Regions from separate parts of the Homo sapiens genome. Here regions 2, 3 and 4 are each linked to region 1. The links are chromatin contacts, found by Hi-C or POLR2A ChIA-PET in ENCODE. All regions are on one chromosome and are shown on one strand. Each heading gives the region's core, a stretch centred on a gene start or an enhancer-like site at or near the end of the contact. The rest is flanking DNA. Distances are from core to core; before and after follow the strand shown. Region 1 has its middle 19 kb from the start of ADGRG1. Region 2 holds the start of CFAP263 (cilia and flagella associated protein 263). Region 3 overlaps NLRC5 (NLR family CARD domain containing 5). Region 4 overlaps NLRC5 (NLR family CARD domain containing 5).

Region 1 (2,609 bases), core at 75-2,574:
AAAAAACTGAAGGATCAGGCCACATGGGGCTCATATTTCCTCAAGTGACAGTTCACTGGAGCTGGGCAGTGCTCCCCAGCGTGGCCCATACTCTCCAGTTCACCCCAGGTCCCCCCACTCCCTATTGTCTCCCACCCTGCCCCCTTCCTGCTCTCATTAGCTTTGCAGCCTGGCCGCTGTGGGCACTGTAGTTTGTGACTCTTGGCCCAGCATAGCCACCAGCTTCTATAAACAAGGAAATTGAGGCACAGAGAAAAAAAGAGACTTGCCCAAGGTCACCCGGTGAGCCTGGACAGAGCTGGGACTGCAGCTGCCGCCTGCACACTCAGCCTCAGCGTATTTTCTGCCGCACTGGTCACTTGAGGATCACCTGGGTGCCCATGTACTCAGGAGAAAGGATGGCCCAATGGTTAAGCCATTAGGTGCTGGAATCTGATGGGTCTGGGTTTGAATTTTGGCTCTGTCACTTTTCAGGGCAAGTAACATCAGCTCTCTGAGCCTTATTCTTTTTCTTTTTTTCTTCCTTTCTTTTTTTTTTTTTTTTCCTTTTTTGGACAACGAAATGGGATAATAATAGAGATTGCCTAATAGAATCACATGAAGATTAAAGTGAGGTGCAGGGCCATTGGCACTGACGGTGGGCACCTCCTTAAATGTTACACCCTAAGTATTTTGCTCATTCCAGCCTGCACAAGAAATCCTAATTCCTGGGACAGGAATTCAGAGACAAGTGGAAAAGCAGAGGGCTTTATCCCCATGCAACTGGGGGATGTGGCTGACCCTTCTGTGCGATGCAGCTCGGTTTCCTCCCTGTGGGGCCACAGCAGCCCCAAATTGCTGAGATCAGTCTGCATGGCAAATAGAATCTGTGTCAAGCTGCAGAGGTGGACCTGAGCCATTCTGTGTCGGGCTGTGCCGGAAACAAAAACACCTTCTCTGTCTTAGGAGCTGCGCCCACCTGCCCTCTCTTTCTTCAGCAGCCAGAGCTGCCTGCTCGGGTGTTAGTTCTGGCATGACTTGGCGTAACCTCAGGGAGGCACCACTGCGTCTCCTGTCAGCTCTTCTAAAGCTATGCCTCCGAGTATGGCGTGCTTTGGGGCCAGCTGTGACAGCTGGGGAGCAGCCCTATGCACCCCCACTACAGTCCAACATTTGGTTTCAGATTCTATTTATATACATTATGTACCTAGATACTTGTGGGTTTGATTTGGTTTTGTTTTGATTGCACAAATAACATTAGAACAGCTATAATGGAAACAATTCTAAAATGGAAAAAAAAAAAGGCACGCACAATGCTATCAGTTGGCTCGGCTTCCTAAAAGCACTGCTTAAGTGCTGGCAATAAGCCCCGCACTGTGCTGTCTATGGTTGATCTCACTAAAGCTGCACAACCACCCAGTGAGGAAGAAACCTGTCACAGATGGAGAAACTGAGGCACCAAGGGGCAGGTCGCCTCCTCAAGGTCACACAGTGAGGACTGGAATCCACCTCCAGGGTCCTGTGCTTGCCACCTCCTCAGGGCTGCCTCTTCTTGCCTGTCATCCCTGCCACCTCTCAGCTTGACCTGGAAGCATCAATTTGACATCACTGTTCACTCTGTGCAGAGCTTTTCCAAGTGGCCCCTGGGTAGCAGCCCTGTCTTTGAGTGGGGAAACAGGTCCCTGAGACAGGTGGAGACATTGCCTTTGTTTTCTGCTTATTTCACTGAATTTTGTATTACAGTCATCCCCCAATACCTGTGGGGGACCAAATTGTAGGATGCTCATGTCCCTCAGTCATGCCCCCAACGACTTGTGCAGAGGGCCAACTGTATAAGCGTTTTCCTTTTGTTGTGACCATATGACCATGAGCTGGGGGGTGACCAGCTCTCTCAGTTTACTGGAACTGAGAGGTTTCCCAGGAGGCAGAGCTTTCAGTGCTAAGCAGAGACAGTCCCCGGCAAAATGAGATGGTTGGTGACCCCAGAGGACAAACCTGGGTTGTGCTTTCTGAGCCATCTCCTGGTGCTGAGCACTTGGACCGCTTCAGCTCTCCACGGGTCAGGCTGGACAGCCCTGTGACCACAGCTTGTCACTGGAGTGTCTTTTCTTCAGGGCCCCTCTTGAGTAGGAGGAGACCAGGCTTTGAAGGTTCCTGAGAGGAGATGTACGGGACCTGAATACAGCTTTCCTGACCTGCCCCTCATAGGAGCCTGCAGGGAGGTGAGATGGGGACCCAGGACAGGGCTGAGGGCAGGCAAGGGCCAGGGGTGTGTTGGAGCTTGCTGTTTTGGCTTGCAAGAACTGGTGGTTAAATTTTTAGGCATTTTGTGAGTTGGTTGTTAAACATAGCCACTGTTAAGAATTAAATTACATACACAAAATTAAATTACAGTCATGTGTTGCATAATGACGTTTTGGGCAATGACAGACCACATAGATGACGGTGGTCCCATAAGATTATATGGGTCATATAAAGAAAGCTACAGATAGCACTTCATATTGGCCTTGCAGATCAACTAGGGGGAAATGACTGATATTCAGTAACGGTGCTGGGACATTTGGTTTTCCATGTAAGAATATATAAATTTTAAAATGCATCCTCTAGGTTTGGATAAATGCACTCTATGA
Region 2 (2,609 bases), core at 73-2,572, 640 kb after region 1:
AGCCTCGAATTGCTACAGAGCCCATTCTTGCTCTGGGTTCACTTGGAGCTGGCATCTATTTATGTCACCTGGGGATAGCATCCATTTGTGTCACCTTGTATATGGACATATTAAGTATTGCTAAATGTGGTCTGCATTGTCCCTAGAACCTAAAGAGGCCTACCACCAGAGAGAAGGTGGTAGGGCTCCAGCTCTCTGCTGTCATCTCCAGTGATTCTATTCTGGCCCCAACCTTGTGCACCCTGAGCAGCAAAACAAAAACCCTCCCTCAGATCCAGGGAGTGCCTGTCAATGCTAATGCATGCCCCTTGCAGGGGAAGGGGGCTGACCCGCTCCCCAAGCACTTCATCACAGCTTGCTTTCTAAGCACATCCAGAGTTCACCCTCCCTAGGAGAAGTCTCCCCGTCCTGCCCTCTGTCCTCTTTCATCCCCATGGGGAGCAGAGAGAGAGCTCCTGTGTTGCCTCCCTGATCCTTACCATGTCCCACATCAGCGTAGAAGTTAACAGCATGGACTTTGGGTTCCACCGGAGCTTGATTCCATTCTTGAGTGGAATGGAACCTAAGCTACTCCATTCCTTGGTTTTCTGATCTGTAAGATGACGGCAATAATACCAACTGTACCAGATTGTTTTGAGGATTTAAGGAGATGACTACGATGCACAGTGTGACGCATGATGTTGCTGTCATCACCCCAGGTTCCAGCGGCTTGTTTAGAGGCTGTTTCACTCATTTAATTGGAAGCTCCTTGAAGATCAGAATGGTCTTTTCCAGACATTCCCCCTAGGATACTAAGGACACAGTAGATATTCAGTAACTATTTAGGGATGTCTCTTGAATGTATACCCATTTTTATCAGCCACGTTTTTTTCCTTCCAGAAATGCAGGATGTTAATATCTGAGAGGAGCTGCTGTTAGCATGTAGGAAGCACCAGGTGGTGAACAGAGCAGGGGCCTCCCAGTGGGACAGGGGAAGAAGGACACTATGATAAATCGTGTTAATTTTCTAGGCCCCAGTTTCCTTATTGGGAGAATGGAGAGATTGATAGATACCATTACAAGGTTGTGGCGAAGGTTTTCATAAACTATGCTTAACACGCTGCCAAGGACACAGTAAGGGCTGAGAAACAGCAGCTGCTATTATTACTATCAATTTAAGAGTTATTGTTAAAGAAGTGAAACTGAACGCGCTTAGGTGTGCGCTCAAAGCCAGCAACCTGGCTGGGTCCGCACGGAGACAGGCGGGGCAGCGCGGGGAGGGGCCACCGGAAGCCCCACCCCTTTCCTCGCGTCCGGTCGCCCGGGCAACGCGCCACCGCGTCGCAGCCGGAGTGACGCGTGGCCGCCGGCACCCGGAGCTCCTGGGCACACGGCATTGGCAGGGGCCGCTTCGGCAGAGTGATGACTGATGATGAGTCCGAGAGCGTCCTCTCCGACTCCCATGAAGGGTCGGAGCTGGAGCTGCCTGTTATCCAGCTGTGCGGGCTGGTGGAGGAGCTCAGGTACCGCCGCCCGCGCCTGGGGGCCGCCCCTCTTCCTCCTAGGCCCTCCTCTCCGGGCGGCCTCGGACTTGGGGACCAGCATGGAGAAGATCCAAGCCCTCACTGAGCACTGGGGAGACTTTTCCTCTTTACTCCTTACTCCACCACCACTGAGCCAACAAGCTGTTGGTGGAGCTAGAACGGGGTGGTAGGGCGAGGGGATGGGGCCGGTGGTGAGAAGCCCAGAGGGTAATTGGGGAAGTGAGGGTTTCAGCCGGAGGAGTCTCTCTCATGCCAGACGGTGTGCTTAGCCGATCCACAATTCTACAGCAGCAATTTGGACCAGGTGACTTCTAAGCCCTTTTCTGATGCTAAGATTCTATGATAAGGCTGGGCGCGGTGGCTCACGCCTGTAATCTCAGCACTTTAGGAGGCCGAGGCGGACGGATCGCTTGAGGTCAGGAGTTCGAGACCAGCCTGGCCAACATGGTGAAACCCCGTATCTACTAAAGATACAAAAATTAGCCAGGCGTGGTGGCGCGTGCCTGTAATCCCATCTACTCTGGAGGCTGAGGCAGGAGAATCACTTGAACTTGGGAGGCGGAGGTTGCAGTGAGCCGAGATTGTGCCACTGCACCCCAGCCTGGGCAACAGAGAGGGACTAAGTCTCAAAAAAAAAAAAAAAAAAAATTATATGATAAAACTAACACGGCAGCAGAATAGAAAGCAAGCTATTGAGATGGTTTTAGTATGAGGCAATGTGTGCCTGAACCTGGATATAAGCATGGAGATGGACAGTAAAGAATGGCCCGATAGTCTGCGTTTATTTTGTTTTATTTTATTTTGCAGTCTGCTTTATATATTCTACTATAGCAAGTAAATTGGATATAAAGATTCCATGATGTAGTTAAGATTAGTTGTACAACTTACTGGTCTTGCACAGAATATCCTAGCTCTAGCAGCTGAATAGATGTTACTTCTATACATCTACAAATACTTTAGGTCAGAACTGAGGTATTATTACTAACAGCTCTCATTTTTGAGTGTTTCTATGTACCATGCATTTACATATATGATCTTATATGATGACACTGCAACCCTAGGAAGTGGGTAAGGAAACAAAGACGC
Region 3 (2,609 bases), core at 74-2,573, 600 kb before region 1:
TTTTCAGAGTGGCTGGACCATTTTACATTCCCACCGGCAATATATACGGTGTCCTGTTTCTTTACATCCTCATCAACATGTGTCTTTTTCATTACAGCCATTCTATGTGGGTGTGAAATGCTATGTGGCTGTGTTTTTCATTTCCATGCAGAAATTTTTAATTTAATTGCTTAGTTAAAAATAATTCTTTAAATTTAAAACACTCATATTGCCATATGTATATTTTTATACTACAAAGTGATACAATTTTTGTTAATTTTCTTGCCTTGATTACTCTTTACCTGTATAGTATTTAAATCTTTACATAAGATCACAATTATAGTGAATAGTAATTTATTCAACTCAAAATCTTCATAGGATTTAGAAAATTTAAGTCCTTTACCAAAGGGATTGACTTCTAACTTCATTAAAGGTTGCGAACAGTATCAAATCCTTGGTAAAGCCACATTCAATCTTTGGCACTCCAGGATTTTGAGCTATAACTGTAGTGATCACTAATATGTCATTTCTAAGCTGACGGTCATAATGACTAAAACCTCTCATAGATTTTAAAATACTTCCTTCAAAGTCAGTAAACATTCCAAGTTACTAAGCTGTTGAACAATTTCTTATTTTGAAGATTTTTTCTGATAAGTTCCAAAGTGTTTCTGATGAAGGAAATAAAAGCTGTCCAGAGAAATCTGAGTCATTGAGGTGAGCACAGATTCCATTGGCTGCTTGTGCTTTCATCATTACAGTACAATTAACTTCAGAAGTCGAGAGATGCTGCAGAATTTTAAGTACCCAAAGTTTCTCAACAAGTTGATTTTCAAGCAAGGTCATTAACTGGGCCATTGTTTTTGCCAATCCTCCAACTTCAGCCATTTGAATCTTGTATGATGAACTCACTTGCTGGTAACCTGGAATATGCTCCTTTGGTGGTTGTGCCTGATAAAAGTCAACAATACGTTTACAATTTTTTATCCTCAATTCAGAACTTGGTATTTTCATTAAGTCACCCAGAAGCGCAACTGAACTAGCAGTATCTCCAGCATAAGTTATTTCATCCGATACTTTCTTTTTCAAAAATGGCAAGCCACACTATTTTATGATATCATATGCAGATTCTACAAAATGCGGCTGGTTTTCAATTTTTACTGCACACAGATTCAGAATTTCAAATGTCTGTACTAAATCCCTTAAGGGAAGTTCATTCTGATAACACTGTACCAGTTTCTTGACAGATTTAAGTTGCTTTTCTTCTAAGCCTTCTTTAGCAGTCTCTTCAAAAAGTTTGATGACACCATTAAGGTCCACAGGCTTCAAAACACCAGTTCCACATGGCGAGGGAGGCCTTGGGAAACATCATCATGATGGAAGGCAAAGGGGAAGTAAAGACCTTCTTCATGGTGGCAGGAAAGAGACAGCATATTGCTATGTATTTTAACACCACTTATTTCCCCCCTTTTTTCTTTCAATATCATGGATTAAATAGTGTATTTTAAATGAGTGTGAGGCTCACTTGGACTCTATTCCATCCCTTTGGCCAATTTTTTTCCATTTTTAATCCAAGAATCTTAAAGTTTGAATGATGGTCACCTTGTTATATATTTTATTATGTTTGGAAGCTTTTTTGCTATTGTCTGATCCTCCCAACAAATAGCCTTTTGATAGAATTGCCTTTATTCGTTTCTTTATATCTAATTCTAACTTAAGATTAGACTTAAAAGTAACTTCAGCGGTTTTATTATGAAATATTTAAGGCATATAAATACTGCCTCTTTTCTCTAAATGACTGCTAATATAATTTTACCAAGTTCTGTTAAAGTATCCTGTTGTACATAAAGTGCTGTTGTTTTTTATCTGCCTGTTAACTTAGAGTGGGTTTTATTTTCTTTCACTTTCTGTGGTCGAAGGCAAGTATGTCTTAGTCAGTTTGGGCTGTTATAATGAAACACTGTAGACTGGGTGGCTTAAACAACAGAAACTTGTTTCTCACGTTCTGAAAGCCGGGAAGTCCCCAATCAGGGAGCCAGCAGGCCTGGTGTCTGGAGAGGATGCGCTTCCTGGTTTGCAGACGGCACCTTCTCATTGTGTCCTCACAGGGCAGAGAGCAAAAAGAAAGGGCAAGCGCTCTCCAGCCTCTTCCTTTTTCCTTTTTTTTTTTGTTTGTTTGAGATGGAGTCTTGCTCTGTTGCCCAGACTGGAGTGCGGTGGCATGATCTTGGCTCAATGCAACCTCTGCCTCCTGGCTTCAAGTGATTCTCCTGCCTCAGCCTCCTGAGTAGCTGGGACTACAGGTGCCTGCCACCATGCCTGACTAATTTTTATGTTTTTATTAGAGATGGGGTTTCATCATGTTGGCCAGACTGGTTTTAGACTCCTGACCTCAAGTGATCTACCTACCTTGGCCTCCCAAAGTGCTGGGATTACAGGCGTGAACCACCGCACCCGGCCTCCAGCCTCTTCTTGTGAGGGCAGTAATCCCATCATAAGGGGTCCACCCTCTTGACCTAATCACTTCGCAAAGGTCCCACTTCCAAATACCATCACACTGGGTATTTAGGCTTCACCAGGTGAATTGGTGGGGGAGGTGGGACACAAACATTCAGTCCACGGCAAGTTTTTAT
Region 4 (2,609 bases), core at 33-2,532, 570 kb before region 1:
TGGGTAGAGACTCAGCTCTTTGCTCCCGGAGCCCACCCACAATCTCTTCTGTAGAGTCTGGACTACTGAAGGCTCGATTCCAGCTGGGGCTGACATCTCTGAAGCACAGATGAGGAGGAGGATGAGATTAATGATAATAGCAGTCAAGGTCAATTGAGTACTTGCCATGTATGCACCAAGCACCAAACTAAGGCAGTTCACATACAGTCTCCCATTGAGAGGCTGTGATTTGTCCAGGGTCACACAACCAGGAAGTGGAGAAGCCAAATTGGCACCAAGGTCTGATTGACTCTAGGTGGAGGATAGGGCTCGATGGTGGAAGGCCAGGCTGAGGATGGATTCTGGAGATGGCGGACATGGCCTTTGCTCAGCCTGGCCTTGGTGATGTCCCTCCAGGGCTGCATTTCTTGACAGCCTCATGCTCCAGATGCCCTCTGAGCTGCCTCTGAGCTCCCGAAGGATGAGGTACAGTGATGGCCTCCAGCCCTGTGTGTGATTCCAGCCCCCTCCCTTCCCCTGCTCAGAGCCTGCTCCCAAACCTGTGCCCAGGCCCCACATGCTCCCTGAAGGACACCTGACCTGCTGTGTCCAGGGGTCATGGCCTGGCTTCCCTACCTCCTACCTCCCCTGCCCAGCCCACCCCAGACAGGGCTCACAAGGCAGCCCCGTCAACCACCTTCCCAAGCCCAGGAGACCCCACTCCCCTTAGCTCCCTGACCCCCAGCAGCTGAGGGGTTGTGGAGACTCTGAAAAGAGGTGAAGGGGAGCACTGGGCTCCTTCTGTCATGATCCTGGTGCCTGGGCCTGGGGGCTCCCATCAGCACTCTTCCCCCCTTCTCTCTTGGTCTTTGTCTGTCCTAATCTCCCTCTGTCCCTCTGCCTGTTTCTCTCATTTCTTCCCTCTCTCATCGTGTATTTCTGTTTTATCAGTTTATTTAACTGTTATTTCAGTCTTATCTGTCTTCCTCTGATCTGCTCTCTCTCTCTGAGGTCTCTGTGCCTTGGTTTCCTTCCATCTGTGTCTCTGCCCACCCTCTGCCTATATGTGACATCCTGTGGGTGTCGTGTGTGTTGGTCCCTCTTTGTCCGTCTGTCTAGGTGCCAGATACATCCCAGTCCCTCCTCTCCTGCAAGCCTCATTCTCTGCCTCTGTGTCTGGGGGGTGGGAAAGCGGCTCCTTCCCGCCTCTGTTCAGTGGGGCATGCAGCACTGTGTTTTTGTCCCTGGGCAGGCTGACACATTGTGGCCTCCAAGAAAAGCACCTAGAGCAGCTCTGCAAGGCTCTGGGAGGAAGCTGCCACCTCGGTCACCTCCACCTCGAGTGAGTGGTTTGTGTGTTGGAAGGTGGGTGGGTGGGGCCAATTACAGTGAGTTAGTGTTGGTGTTTGGGTTTGGTTTTTAAGATTTAGATCAACTGTTCTTTCCCTGCTGAAGTCAGAAACCCCTTGGAGAATCTGGTGAAAGTTGTGACTCTTCCTCCCAAGATACAGATCCCCCATGTCTGACACGCTCGGAGGCTCACCCCTGGTCCCTCAGAGGTCCACGAACCTCAGAATAAGAACCTGGGGGAGACCCCAGCTGCCCGTGCCAGATCTGCTGAGATCTGGCCTGGCAGCCCAGGGCTGTGTCCAGTTTCAGGAAGTTGAGTAACTGGAATGCAGGGACCATGCTGCCAGCAACCCACTCCCCACCTGCTAATGTTCTCCCCTCCCTTCTCCCCACCCCCAGCTTCTCAGGCAATGCTCTGGGGGATGAAGGTGCAGCCCGGCTGGCTCAGCTGCTCCCAGGGCTGGGAGCTCTGCAGTCCTTGAAGTGAGTAGCCCGCTAGGCAGAGCCTCTGAGGCTGGGGCAGGGGGGGAGCATTCTCTGTCCCATCCCCCTCTTTCCTGGGGTTATTGTAAAGATTAAATCGGAAAATGCATGAAAATTGCCCCTAATACAATGTAAGTTCTCGGTGAAGGCTAGCTAATAGATGATTCTTACTCAGAGAGTCTGTGACTCAATAATCCCACTTCTGATTCAAGGTTTCACTTCTGGAACCTGTCTCCGCATCTCTGAACAGGCTTCTGAGGCCACCCTGGGGAGGGCAGGTGTGGGTGCGAAGTATGACTAACGGCTGGCAGTTGTTATTCTGGCCCTGGGGTGCCGGGAGGGGCTGGGGCTGTTAGCTGGGGTATGGTCAGGGTAGACAGGGAGGGTTTGTACCAGAGAGGACACTCAAGCAGGGTGCCCAGGGCTGCCAAGGATCCCTGAGTACCTGGCAGAGAGTGTGTAGGAGGAATCCCCAAAGTTTGCCTGCAATGGACCAGAGTTCTTGATCCCTAAATGCCCTTGGTGCTTTTGGCTCACAAAGCACCCCCTCCTCCCAGGCACTTCTGGGCCAAAGCCAGAGGAGCCCAGGGGAGAGGTCACAGGTCCTATATTCCAGGCTGTCTCTGTGAACACGCTTTGCTGTGTGATTCTGGGCAAGTTACATCCCCTCTCCGAGTCCCTGGTTCCCAGTCGGTAAATACATAAATTGCAGGCGTGGCCTCTGTTGGTGGCTACGATCTCTGAAATGAGTGCTGGGGCCTAAGGACCCCCTGCTCACACCCTGTTTTTGTGCAATG

What was found. Hi-C counts contacts between places; a loop is a spot of excess contacts on that map. ChIA-PET counts read pairs that join two places held with the same protein, here RNA polymerase II (POLR2A). Pooled maps may share reads with other maps.
Region 2: a loop to region 1 is called in a map with no recorded cell type, with 9 times the contacts of the local background. The contact joins the promoter of CFAP263 here to the enhancer-like site in region 1. A Hi-C loop is called at or near these places in 9 of 37 single-sample maps with no recorded cell type and 5 of 50 pooled maps.
Region 3: a loop to region 1 is called in a pooled map, with 4 times the contacts of the local background. The contact joins two enhancer-like sites. A Hi-C loop is called at or near these places in 1 of 37 single-sample maps with no recorded cell type and 6 of 50 pooled maps. POLR2A ChIA-PET finds 5 or more read pairs at or near these places in 1 of 52 experiments (PC-9).
Region 4: a pooled map shows a loop between it and region 1 (7-fold over the local background). The contact joins two enhancer-like sites. A Hi-C loop is called at or near these places in 4 of 37 single-sample maps with no recorded cell type and 7 of 50 pooled maps. POLR2A ChIA-PET finds 5 or more read pairs at or near these places in 1 of 52 experiments (activated naive CD4-positive, alpha-beta T cell).

What each region holds. Positions count from the first base shown.
Region 1 is chr16:57,608,712-57,611,320 of GRCh38, forward strand. No RefSeq gene overlaps it. Among named protein-coding and RNA genes, the nearest start is that of ADGRG1, 19 kb to the right of the region's middle. RefSeq lists an enhancer at 1,136-1,235. Within about 2 kb of position 1,325, at least 4 of the 41 ENCODE cell types and tissues checked have a DNase peak (open chromatin) inside an H3K27ac peak, as active enhancers do.
Region 2 is chr16:58,248,614-58,251,222 of GRCh38, forward strand. CFAP263 (cilia and flagella associated protein 263) reads left to right here and starts at 1,323. Exons shown (of 9, transcript NM_014157.4): 1 at 1,323-1,502. The coding sequence starts at 1,402. LOC105371293 (a long non-coding RNA gene) reads right to left here and starts at 1,246. Exons shown (of 4, transcript XR_933630.2): 1 at 1,054-1,246; 2 at 480-791. RefSeq lists a silencer at 1,154-1,633.
Region 3 is chr16:57,012,793-57,015,401 of GRCh38, forward strand. All of the region lies in intron 1 of NLRC5 (NLR family CARD domain containing 5), which reads left to right. It also overlaps the pseudogene CFAP69P1. Among named protein-coding and RNA genes, the nearest start is that of NLRC5, 25 kb to the left of the region's middle. RefSeq lists enhancers at 1,817-1,866, 1,907-2,066, 2,197-2,246. Within about 2 kb of position 1,324, at least 16 of the 41 ENCODE cell types and tissues checked have a DNase peak (open chromatin) inside an H3K27ac peak, as active enhancers do.
Region 4 is chr16:57,040,254-57,042,862 of GRCh38, forward strand. It overlaps NLRC5 (NLR family CARD domain containing 5), which reads left to right. Exons shown (of 49, transcript NM_001384950.1): 17 at 397-465; 18 at 1,232-1,321; 19 at 1,729-1,812. Among named protein-coding and RNA genes, the nearest start is that of CPNE2, 51 kb to the right of the region's middle. RefSeq lists enhancers at 1,580-1,629, 1,900-1,999. Within about 2 kb of position 1,283, at least 9 of the 41 ENCODE cell types and tissues checked have a DNase peak (open chromatin) inside an H3K27ac peak, as active enhancers do.